2 separate regions of the Homo sapiens genome follow, and region 2 is linked to region 1. A link is a contact called in ENCODE Hi-C or POLR2A ChIA-PET data. All regions are on one chromosome and are shown on one strand. Each heading gives the region's core, a stretch centred on a gene start or an enhancer-like site at or near the end of the contact. The rest is flanking DNA. Distances are from core to core; before and after follow the strand shown. Region 1 has its middle 77 kb from the start of MIR3910-2. Region 2 overlaps ROR2 (receptor tyrosine kinase like orphan receptor 2).

What was found. A loop is a pair of places that touch in the nucleus more often than their neighbours do. ChIA-PET counts read pairs that join two places held with the same protein, here RNA polymerase II (POLR2A). Pooled maps may share reads with other maps.
Region 2: a pooled map shows a loop between it and region 1 (2.4-fold over the local background). The contact joins two enhancer-like sites. A Hi-C loop is called at or near these places in 1 of 50 pooled maps. POLR2A ChIA-PET finds 5 or more read pairs at or near these places in 4 of 52 experiments (HEK293, T-cell, activated CD8-positive, alpha-beta T cell and 1 more).

What each region holds. Positions count from the first base shown.
Region 1 is chr9:91,710,306-91,716,719 of GRCh38, forward strand. No RefSeq gene overlaps it. Among named protein-coding and RNA genes, the nearest start is that of MIR3910-2, 77 kb to the left of the region's middle. RefSeq lists a silencer at 4,322-4,371. Within about 2 kb of position 4,111, at least 11 of the 41 ENCODE cell types and tissues checked have a DNase peak (open chromatin) inside an H3K27ac peak, as active enhancers do.
Region 2 is chr9:91,903,841-91,910,061 of GRCh38, forward strand. The region is part of intron 1 of ROR2 (receptor tyrosine kinase like orphan receptor 2); the gene reads right to left. Among named protein-coding and RNA genes, the nearest start is that of ROR2, 43 kb to the right of the region's middle. RefSeq lists enhancers at 1,816-2,379, 2,329-2,438, 4,209-4,815. Within about 2 kb of position 2,348, at least 5 of the 41 ENCODE cell types and tissues checked have a DNase peak (open chromatin) inside an H3K27ac peak, as active enhancers do.

The DNA.
Region 1 (6,414 bases), core at 2,861-5,360:
GACCTGTGACCACAAAGCCTTGTGTGAGGGCTTTATTACTTGGCTGCACTTGAAGCCAAGTTAGGGGGAGAAAGGAGGGGCTTCCGGTGAAACACGAAACTTTGTTCCCCTGACTTCCATCTGTGGACATAGATTGTGAGAAGAAAATCAACTTGAGTTCGAGAAAAGCAAAACAGTATCAAAAAACAAATCAAAACAAAGGTAAATAAAGGTAAGACGCAGAGAACAAGAAAAGCAGATAGGATCACGCTGGCACCGCAAGAACACACAAAGATGGTAACTGCAACCATCGAGCCCACACTCGGCTAAGTCAGGTAAGGTGGCAGGTTAATGTTTGGTGCACAAGAATGTTCACTATGACATTAGAAGAGCAACAGTTTAGAAACAGCCTAAATGCTAAAAAATTTAGAGGTGGAGAATTTTATTTACCAGAAATTCACAATGAGGATTTTTAGAAAGAAAACCAGTGAACAAATAATTGCACTCCTTGGGGTAGAAGAGAAACTTGTGTGCGTGTGTCTGTGTGTGTGTGGTGTGTGGTGTGTGATGTGTGGGTGGTGTGTGTAGGGTTTGTCTGGTGTGTGTGTGTTGTGTGGTTTGTGTGTGTGTGGTATATGTGCTGTGTATGTGCATTTGTGTATATGATGTGTTTGGTTTGTGTGTGGAATGTATGTATATATGTATGTTTGTGTGATGTGTGTTTTTGTGTGAGGTGTGTATGGTGTGTATGTGTTTGTGTGTGGTGTGTGTGTGTGAGGTGTGTGTTTGGTGTTTGTGGAGTGTATGTATGTGATATGTGTGTGGAGTGTATGTGTATGGTGTGTGTGATGTGTGTAGTATGTGAGGTGTGTGTGTGGTGCATGTTTGCGGTGTGTGGTGTGTGATGTGTGTGGTGTATGTGTGTGGTATGTGAGGTGTGTGTGTGGTGTTTGTGGTATGTGTGAGGTTGTGTGAGGTGTGTGGTGTATGTGTGGATGGTGTGTGAGTTGTGTATGTGATGTGTGGTGTTTCTGGAGTGTTTGTGTGTGTGCACATGTGTGTGCTGTATGTGTGGTGTGTGTGTGTAATTTGTGTGCGAGGTGTGCAAGGTGTGTGTGTTATCTGTGATGTGTATGTGGCGTGTGTGATATGTGAGCGGTGTGTATGGTATGTGTGAAATGTGTGGTGTGTATATGTTATGTATGTGTCTCTGGTATATGAGGTGTGTGTGTGTAGTGTGTGTGTGGTGTGGGTTGATGTGGTGTGTATGTGTGTGGTGTGTGCAAGATGTGTGTGGTGTGTGTGGTGTGTGTGTATAAGTGTGCATGTGAATGTGTATATGGTGTGTGTGTGAATGTGTGTGGTGTTTGCAGAATACGTGTCTGTGTGTGGTGTATGTGTGTATGAGTCTGTATGGTGCTGAAGGTGTGTGTGGTGTGTAAGTGTGTGTGGTGTGTGTGGAATGTGTGTGGGGGTGTGGGTGTGTGCAGTGTGTATGAGTGTGTGGTGTGTGTGGTGTATGTGTGGTGTGTGTGTATGAGTGTGTGTGGTGTGTGTGGAACGTGTGTGTGGGTGTGGGTGTGTGTGGTGTATGTGTATGTGTGGTGTGTATGTGTATGGGTATGTGTGGAATATGTGTGGGTTGTGTGTGTGGTGTATGTGTATGGGTGTGTGTGTGGTATGTGTGGTGTCTGTGTGGAATGTGTGTGGTGTGTATGTGTATGGGTATGTGTGGAATGTGTGTGGGGTGTGTGTGTGGTGTATGTGTATGGGTGTGTGTGTGGTATGTGTGGTGTGTGTGAAATTGTGTGTGTGGTGTATGTGTATGAGTATCTGTGTATGTGTGTGGGGACAATTATTTATGGAGCACCTACGCTCTTCACCAGCAGTGAACACAAGAGAGGGGGAAACCCTGCTCTGGGGACGTCACCTCCCATGATGCCATTCGCAGTTGGGGACCAACTTCCTCCATTTGTGGCTTTCACTCTGAGAATGCCTCAACACGCAGGTTTCTCCACCGATTGGTATTTACACCCCCCACTTTAAACTGCTTTCCTGCCCTTTTTTCTGGCTGTGACTAGAATTATTTTTAGGGAAAAGAGAGAAGGATCTGGATGAATGAATTAATTAGAATTCATTTTCTAGTGGCATTTCTCCCAGTTCCTTCATTTCTGCTTGAAGGACAATTAAGGGTTCCGGTGTGGCTAATCATGTGGATTAAGAGTGGCTTCTTGTCTCCCATACAAATCCAAATGACTCACCACCAGTCATTTTTCCCGCTTTCTATGATCCTGAGATCCTAACTTCACTAACTGGGAAGTTACAGTTTTCAGAGATGCATTTTTTTTTTAAATAATGAGAGTGACTTTCTCAGTTTTATGTTACACTCTCTTGGCAAATAAGCTGCCTGTGCTGCTGTAGCCTGCACATTTTTGTTTGCAGTTAAAGAGGATGAAGAAGCCATCACCGGGTTCAGGTGCAGACACCTTTTTAGATGATTCTTAGTTACAGTGATTTTTAGAGGCACAGTTGATGACTAGTGGAAAGGCTTTCCGACCAGACTCTTTAAACTACCCACTCAGGCCAAGGAATCCCCCTCACCAGCTGCGTTTTCCTCAGGGAACTGAGCTTCCCAACCCTGTAGAATGTACTTCCCTTCCCTTCATGTGTCTGTTTGGTTCTCTGCCCCATCCCTGTGCCCAGAATAGCACCAGGCCTCCAGCAGACTGAGATCTCCATCTGTGGTCCAGGTTAATCTAATAATCTCACATCGGATCAGTTTGACCATCGGGATTTCTGTGGTCTAGTCTCTAATACCGCATGTCTGCATTTGGGATAGAGCATTTCACCCACAATTTAACCAAAAAATGCTGTTCCAAATAATCGTGTTGGCCACAGTATATTAAACACGCAGCTTTCCTAATAAGCACTTTAGTTTTCTTGCACATACAAGGAAGAGATTGGGTTTTTATATAGACTAGGTTATTTCAGCAAAAAAAAAAAAAAAAAATCCCGAAGGGATAATCAAGTTAATACAATTTGTTAAAAGGGAACACTACATGTGCAATGAGTTTGCATATTTATAGAACCCACATAATAAAGCCAGCTTTTACCAGATCACTTTCCCTTGTAAACATGGTCAATTGTATCTTGTAGGAAAGAAATGTAACAGTTATGTTAAACTAATGAAGTTCACATTGAAAACTATTTTAGGTAACTAGAAGTTTACTCTTACTGCATAATAACTAAAACTCGAAGAAAATTTACCTGAAATTAAAAAAGAAAAGCGTTGCTCGCTTTTATGGGACCACTTGCCTTAGAGAGGGAGCCCCCACAACACGTGAGTCTCCTCCCACCCCGTCCATGGACCTCCGTGCCAGCAGAGAGCAGCTCTTATATATGAATATGTGTAGTGTGTATGGAACGTGGTGTGTGTATAGTATATGTGTATATGAGTGTGTATCTGTGTGTGGGAACAATTATTTATGGAGCGCCTCTCTGTGCTGGGGACCAGCAGTGAACACAAGAGGGAGAAACCCTGCCTTAGGGACCTCACCTCCCACGATGCCACCTTCGCAGGTGGGGACTGACTTTCTCCATCTGTGGCTTTCACGTACCTCGACACACACATTTGTCCAGGGACTGGTATTTATGCTACCCCCCCCCCCCCTTCTTAAACTGAAGGACCTTTTTCTGGCTGTGAACTAAAATTACTTTTAGGGAAAAAAGAAAGAGAACCCTTGTGAACATGGTCAATTGTATTTTGTAGGAGAGAAACGTAACATTTATGTTAAGCGAATGAAGTTCACATTGAAAACTATTTTAGGTAACTAGAAGTTTACTCTTACTGCGTTATTAAAACTTGAAGAAAATTTACCTGAAATTATAAAAAAATTAAATTTTTGAAATTAAAAAATATTTTTTAAAAAATTAAACTTCAATTTTAAAGTTAAATTAAAATTTAAATATTTTTAATTTTAAAATTAAAAATTCAGAGCCCGCGAGCACAGCAGACAGGCACCAGCTCCCAAGCAAGAACAGCAGCGAATCAACATTTACTCCGAAAAAAAAAAAAAAAAAAACCCTTTCAGAACAGTTTGTGCTCCTGTTCAGCCCAGGAGACGTCGTTCCTGCTTTTACGCGGCGCCATGTCCTTCTTGGCGTACACTTGGCAAAACAGAATGAGAACTGTAGGTCGATAGAGAGACCTCCCTCCCTCTCGCCGGACCCCTCCCTCTCGCCGGACCCCTCCCTCTCGCCGGACCCCTCCCTCTCGCCGGACCCCTCCCTCTCGCCGGACCCAACTGGGTAGGGCGAGGAGCCAGGGGTGGGCGGGGAGGCGCCTGCGGGGAGGTCTGGAGCACGCCCGAGGCCAGGAGGAGGCGGAGCCGTAGCGAGCGTATGAAGGGAGGACCTGAGCTAAGGACCCGCGCCCGCCCGGGGGTTCCAGCATGCGGGGGAGTGGTCCCAGAGGAAGACAGGTCATTCCAGGGCCCCTAACCTTTTCTGCACCTTGGACCCATTTGGACTTGGGTCTCTTCTCAGGGTATAATTTCATAACACAAAAAATAAAACACAAACTTCAAAGATAACATCTAATATTAAAATTATCAAAATATTTAAAAAATAACATTGGGATGTGTTATCATTTGTGTGCTTCTGTATTAACTCAATAACAAGATTTTGCAGCGGGCCCAATAATGTGTGTTATTGTCAAGCAGTGATGAGCGAAATAGAATTTCTAGTATCGGCCACAACTGCAAAGTGACATGAAAATAACCAGTGTTTAGTGGCGACCAGCCACCCATAATAGCAATACGTCTCTGGGTTTTTTCCCTATGTGTATAATAAGGGAAATGCTACATCGCAGTTCTGAATGAAATGTAGGTTAGTGATTTTTTTTTTCCCAACCCAAGTTCCCAGGCAGAACTATGAGGGTCTTGGCAGAACCGTGGGGGTCTTGGGCTCTGCGACTGAGGAAAGATAGAGTCTTCAGGTGAAGGAAGAGCTCTGCCTCCAAAGAAAGAGTGCAGCCACTGGGAATCACAAGCTGCAGAGGAACGCAGGTACCAGATGTCCTGGTGTGCCCACGATGGAGGCGGCAGGCTTTCGCCCTTTATCTAATGCTATGAGCGTGGGCCTCATCAGCTGCCACAGCTGCGCTCTGGCTGAGGCATCACTCAGCAAATACTGCTTTCTCAGGAAGACCTATTCTGTTTTTTGTTTTTGTTTTTTGTTTTGTTTTGTTTTGTTTTTTACAGTATTTCCTGTTTAATAACCTGCCTCCAGAGAGTAGGGATGGTGTTCCCCAGCTTGTTCACCACTGAACCCAGCCTGTGCCCAAGAAGCATTTGTTGAATGGCTGTGTGGACAAATAAATAAATGAAGGGCATTTGATGAGAATTCATAAACTATTCATAGAACTTTCTCTGTGACTGCAATCCTTTCATCTAAGTAATGTTTTCCTCAGATATTCTTAAAAGTACATGGCTCTCATTCCACACCCACTGAGATGGCTATATATACAGTACATAAGGCAGATAATAACCAGTGCTGGTGAGGATGTGAAGAAACTGGAGGCCTCATTCATTGCTGGTGGGAAGGTGAAATGGTGCAGCCACTATGGAAAATAGTTTGGAAGTTTCTTAAAAAGATAACAAATGCCGGGTGTGGTGGCCCATGCCTGTAATCCCAGCACTTTGGGAGGCAGAGGTGGGAGAATTCCTTGAGCTTAGCAATTTGAGATGAGCCTGGGCAACATGGTGAAATCCCATCTCCACAAAAAAAAAAAAAAAAAAAAAATTAGCCAGGCATGGTGGCATGGGCCCGTAGTGCCAGCTACTCAGGAGGCTGAAGCAGGAAGATCCCTTGAGCACAGGAGATTGAGGGTACAGAGAGCTGTGTTTGCACCACTGCACTCCAGCCTGGGTGAGAGAGTGAGACCCTGTTTCAAAAACAAAAATCAACGATTTACTATACGACTCAGTGATTTCACTCCTAGGAATCGACCCAAGAGAAGTGAAAACATATGTCCACACATGAATGTATGCAAATGTTCACAGTAACATTATTCACAATAGCCCCAAACTAGAAAAATTCAAATGTCCATGGATGGATGAATGGATGAACAGTGTGGTATATCTTTACAATGGAATACTATGCAGCAAAAAAAAAGGACTTTTTTTTTTGAGATGGAGTCTCGCTCTGTACACCATGGATGAAACTTGAAAACTTTCTGCTCAGTGAAAGAAGCCAGAGGCAAATACTACATATTCTATGGTTCCATTAATATGAAATGTCCAGAAAAGGCAAATCCATAGAGACAGGAAGCAGAACAGGTTGCCTGGGGCTGACAAGCATGAGGGACCCTTGCAGGATAATGGAAATGCTCTGAAATTAGACTGGGGAGAAGGCTGCACACTCTGCAAATGGACT
Region 2 (6,221 bases), core at 1,098-3,597, 190 kb after region 1:
TATTTTACGTATTTAAAGGGATATTGCTGCATTCTCAAAACAATATCCATTTAATTTCCAAAAATACAGTCAGTGAACAGCTGAAATATTTTTAAAGGAGAGTGGTTTTAGATATTCAAAGAAACATGTGAACCATCCCACAAGGTAGGAATCACTGCCCTGACAGGTCATCCTTTTTTTTGATTTTTTGTTTTTGTTTTTGTTTTTTTTTGGGGGGGGGGACAGAGTCTCGCTCTGCCGCATAGGCTGGAGTACAGTGGTAGGATCTCGGCTCACTGCAACCTCCACCTCCCAGGTTCAGGCAATTCTCCTGCCTCAGCCTCCCGAGTAGCTGGGATTACAGGCATGCACCACCACACCCGGGCCCAGGTCATCCTTTTTTAACCACAAAGCCAGATTTGGCACCAGGGATCATGGAAGGATCCCGGGGTGAGGAGGTTCCTCAGATCAGAAACTCAGAGCTCCCTGCCTCCATTGTGCCTTGTTCACCTGACCTGAGGATGCCACAAGTTTAGCGGGTGGAGCCCACTGCCCTCCTAGCACCAAGAGCCCAAGAATGTTCCAGTCAGGCGGGCTCAGTCCATAAAGGGCTGGAAGGCCCAAGGGCTGGGGTAGGGAGCGGTAGGACCTGCGCCACGACCAACAGGCCATCGCCCTGGAGAAAAGCCATCCAGTCACAGCCTGGAGAGACCAGGCAGAGGGTGGCCCAGCCTTGTGGAGCAAGGAAGTGGAATCAGGCTTCAGGCCCATGGTGGGGGTGCCTTGGCGCTTGGAGCAGCCACCAACACTATAGGAGGGCACCCAGTGGCAGGCAGCAAGACACACAGGATGTCCCTTCCAGGCTGTAAAGATCCCATCTCCACCCCAGCGCCCTGGCTCCTACGCTCCACTGCTGGCTTTGGAGGCCTCCTCGACTCTGCCACCCGTGGCCTCAGGAACCTCTGGTTCCAAGTTAATGAGGCAAAGCCTCCAAAAAGGGAAAAAACAAACTGCTCATCACTCATTATTGCCTCCATTCTGGCTTACTACCTGGGACGGCTCCAAGGTGCACAGCTGCAGAACACACGTGTGCGCACACACACCACACACACAGCACATACACCACACACAAGACATACACAAATGTCACATGCCACACAACATACAATACACACAACACATACCACACAACATATACCACACACAAAAACGTAACATATACGCAAACATCACACCACACAGACATACAACATATACCACACACAGCACATACACAAAACTCATACACCACAAACCACATATCACACACACACCCCCCACACAAATATCACACATGCAAGACACACCACACAACACATACCATACACAACACATACACAAACACCACATATACACCAAACACCACTCAACACAAACACCACATACAACACATACACAAACATCACACACCACACAAATTCAGCACACACAATACCACACACCAGACACACCACACACATACAATCATACCACACAACACATACACAACCATCACACACCATACACACAAGACACACAACACATACCACACACACAGAGAGACAAAAACTATACAAATGTCACATCACACAAAGATGACAACACAACCCAACACACAACACATACCACACACAACAAAGACACAACACATACCACATACACGACATACACAGACATCACACACTACACACAACCCAACATACACAGACACAATACAACACATACACAAACATACAACACATACACAAACATCACACATGCCACACACAACACATATACAGATGCCCCCAACACACATAAACACACATAACACACACGTACACCACACATACACTCCAAAATCTGTTTTTCTTTTTAGAAGACCACAAACCCCACTACATGGTAGATAAATGGGGGTGGGGGGAGGGGCCATCACACTCTTTAGGGAGAGAAAATAGAAATTAAAGCAAATTTGAAAGCCCAAGAACTAAGAGAGGGAGCCAATCAACTTTTTTTTTTTAAGAGCTAAGAGCAGAGCCTCTCCTGGGGAATTCTTGATCCCAGTGGAAGATTACATATTAAAGAAAATGCAGAAAATTACAGACTACATTTATGTGCAACCCTGAATTGGTGGTTTTAAGAAACTATTATTAATGAAGAAGCAAAAACACCCCTTAAAGAGAATTCTTTGAAAAAAAAAAACCACACACACACACAGAGTAATAATTGCTGAGCAGGCATAATAAAGTTAAACTCAGAGGGTTTTTAAACCACACCAAAACCCTGAGAGGCGTCAGCGTCCCTGAAGCTCCCGTGGCCAGGCTGTGACCACAACTCCGCCTGCAGAAGGAGGTGGCAGGGCTGAGGGGGAGAGCAGCGTGCACTCGCAGCAGCCATGCAGGTCACCCAGAGGGGCTGCACGACAGAGCAGGACTGGACAATTCTGTGCCCAGTAGGATACCTGGAATGACAAACTGCCCGTTCATAAGGAAAATTCTACCCTGACCCACAGAACAAGATCTCTGCATGGCAGCCTCTGAGGAAAGTCTGCGCATTTGAGGAAAACGAAACCTTAAAGGGTGGCTCTGCCGTCTCAGCTCCCAGGAAACCCACAGCACCCTTCTTAGTGGCACATGGTCACAGGCTGCCACAAGTCCACTGCAGGTAGAGTCTTAGCTCCCGCCAAGGGTCTTCTGCAAGCAGAGAATGCCCCTCAATTCTCTGACCTTCCAAGAGCCACCTCCACCATTCATTTCCCCTTCATTCATGGAATTCAAGAAAATCCCCTCGGTTTTGTTCTTTCGTTGTTGTTATTTTCTTAAGTCATGGTCAATGACCGTTGCATTATTAAGGGGATTTCATCTATCCTTTTTGGTCTTTATTTTCTATTAATCTTTTTCATTATATTTTAGAAACGTTTTGGTTTGCAGTAGCTGGAGGGAGAACCTGCTACATAGTTCTGCACCACGGACAGTCTGAGAAGCACCAAGGACTTCCAAGGTCCAGGCTCCAGCTTTAGAGCGCCTAGAACTCAGTGGATTCAGGTTTTCAGGCTTTTATATTTTTCTAATTGTGGTAAACAGTATACCATAAAAGTTGCCATCTTCGCCACTTTTAAGTGGACGGTTTGGTGGCGGTGGGAACATTCACTGTGTTGTGCAGGATCACCACTCTCCACCCCCAGCACACTTTACATCTTGCAAAATTGAAACTCTGTCCCCATTAAGCACTAACTCCCCATTGGATTTCATCTATCTTTTTTTTTAATTGAGGGAGACAAATTGGCAGGGGGCTGTCTCACAGCAGCGTATGAAATCCGTTAAAATAAGAAATCTGCATAATTGTCTTAAGTGATAAACAGGAAGCCATTTGTTCCAGGTGAAAAGCCCCTTCTTTACATTCTCAATGGCTCTGCATATAATTTTTCCCCCTGTACAATGGCATGCAGCCCCCAGACTCCTCCTCACATTAACAGGCAGGACAGTGCTGATGACCTGGGAGGCAACACACATGGGAATGTCCTTCCCAAACCAAATGGACACAGCTGTGTCCAAAATCCACCAGCAAAAGGAAATGAAGCACTGCCTCTCCTGAGTTCCTGGGGCAAGGGGATCTGGGTGACTGCCTTGCCCAATTTCTTTTTAGGATATCAGCACGTTAAACCCTAAGTTTCTTTCGTTATCACTGAAGTGGGATTCTGCACAGTGAAAAAAGGTGATATTTTTAAAAGGGGGATCAAAATTGAGTCAATTAAGTCATCTTTCTGAGAAAGCCACACCCTGAGCAGCTACAGGAAGGGCCTCCTCTGCTGGGAAACCTGGCGCTTCCCACTCACTGCAATGTCTACAAAGGGGGCTGGCTTCCCAAATTCCTGAGATCTATCCTCCAAAATCCATTCCTTAAACAGAAGGCATATTATCAGGATACCTCATACTTAACAGGAGCATTTCTCTTCCCAGTGGACCCAAGAATGCAGTAAATTGAGTCATGAGCTTCCTGCCTCACAAGGTCTTCAGGTTACCCAGCTGCAGCGTGGATCGGATGCTGCCCCACCCCAGGTCAGCTTGGCCACCCCACACCCAGGGCCACCCTACATGACTGCCTCCAGGTGGGCACAGGGCAAGGGGCCAGAATAAAGGGAAAGGTGACTATCTGGTCTTCAGGGAAACATCCAGGACTTGTGATGACACTAATTGTTGTGGGAAAGAACTTCCTTTGGGAACTGCAAATGCCGCAAAACCCTATGACAAAAAGTTGGATAAGATAGAGAGTGGAATCCAAACTGAGTCTGGAGGCACAGGTGACACAGCTGTATTATCAATGGGGGGAGGGAGGAGTTGAAAGCAACTCCCTGGTTTCCATCTTGGTCACATGGTGAGTGGTGGGGACGCTATCTATGCCAGGAAGGGCTCCAAGGGAGACAATGGGACACGTTTGTATTTAAAGCTGTGCCTGGGGCACCCGCAGCACATCCAGCTTGAGATGTTTTAGTAGCAACTGACAGAAAACATCAATCAGAACATCTCCTGACCATGCAACTCAGAAGGCCTTTTAAAATGTAATAGTAAAAACATAACGTTTTAATGACTTTTTAACAAGCAGGCTTAGTATCAGTTATCTTAACAAACACCCATCTAGCACTTTCTGCAAGTCAAGTGCTGGCTCTAAGGACCTTATAACCATTAACTCATTTAATCCCCAAAACAACAACCCCAGGAGGTAGATAGGGACCAGGTACTTACACTATAGGAGGGGATGTTTACATAAAATCAAGGAATACGCCATTACCAGTGGGAAATAAACAATATCAGTCTCAAAGAAATAAGTTTAAAATAAATTCAGCATCCCTCTACTGGTAATTCAAAATTGATACTAATAACAAATAAAATTAATAACATATTTAAAAGATTACCCAAAATGAGCTCCACTGAGATTTTAAACATTCAGTAGAGCCAAAGGAAACAGCACTAAGATTTCAAGCGGAGGGTGCCAATTAAGAAAAGTGACTCAAATTCCTTAAAATGTAAACACCTTATATTTTCATTATGAAAACCCATAAAACTGACACTTTGAACAGTTAAAAACTCCACTGACCATGAGGGAGTTTCCCTTCCATCACCCCAAATTAGTACATCCTGGAAGATCCAGCTGTTGTCAGTATCGAGCCAACAGAGGAATTTAAGAAGAAACCACAATGACCCCAAACCTCTTTAATTTGCAAAGCACCGGAGTCCACAGGGCCTAACGCAACATGCTGCTTTGCCAGAAACAACCTATATAATTTCTTTCTGATGAGAAAATGAAAATTGCTTGCTAATTGCTTCTCCTTTTCCATTTCCATTGCTCTGTCTGGGATCTCATAGCATGGGTGCATTTCCTCACCCAGGGTAACAAGAGTCAAATGTGTGCATCTCAGGAGTGGGGTGCATGATGCACACCCCCTCTGCATCCTCTTCTTATTGGAAAGAGGAGCTTTTTTATCTGTCATCACTGATTGGAAAACCAGGAATGAAGACCAAACCTGCCTCTCCTCTCAGGCTCCCATGGTTTGGTTTGATTTTGGAGTCAGGGTCTCACTGTGTTGCCAAGGCTGGAGTGTAGTGGCCTACAGCCTCAACCTCCTGGGCTCAAGCAATCCTCCTGACTCATCCTCCCGAGTAGCTGGCACCACAGGCATGCATCACCACATCCAACTAATTTTTTTTTTTTTTTTTTGGTAGAGACGGGGTCTCACCATGTTGCCCAGGCTGCTCTCAAACTCCTGGCCTCAAGTAATCCTCCCACCTCAGCCTCCCACAGTGCTGGGATTACAGGCATGAGCCACCACACTCGGCCCCAGGCTCCTATGTTTAACTGTATGAAGGATCTGGTTTTTCCTCCTGTTCCATCTATGGGTTTTAATATCTTGGAAAGCTTTATGTCTTTCTAAAGTAAAGACATACTGGACATACTGTGCTTTTTCTTCAAATCATTAGCTATTTTATAAGCATTCTGATAATCTTTATTCTTTTTTTTTTTTAGGTTTGTTTTGTTTTTTTTTTTTTTTTTTTTTTTTAGTTTTTTTCAATCAGAGTCTTGCTCTGTGGCCCAGGCTGAAGTGCAGTGGCGCAATCCAGCTCACTATAACCTCCGCCTCCCGGGTTCAAGTGATTCTCCTGCCTCAGCCTCCCAAGTAGCTGGGACTACAGGCGCCCACCACCACACTGAGCTAATTTTTGTATTTTTAGTAGAGATGGGGTTTTGCC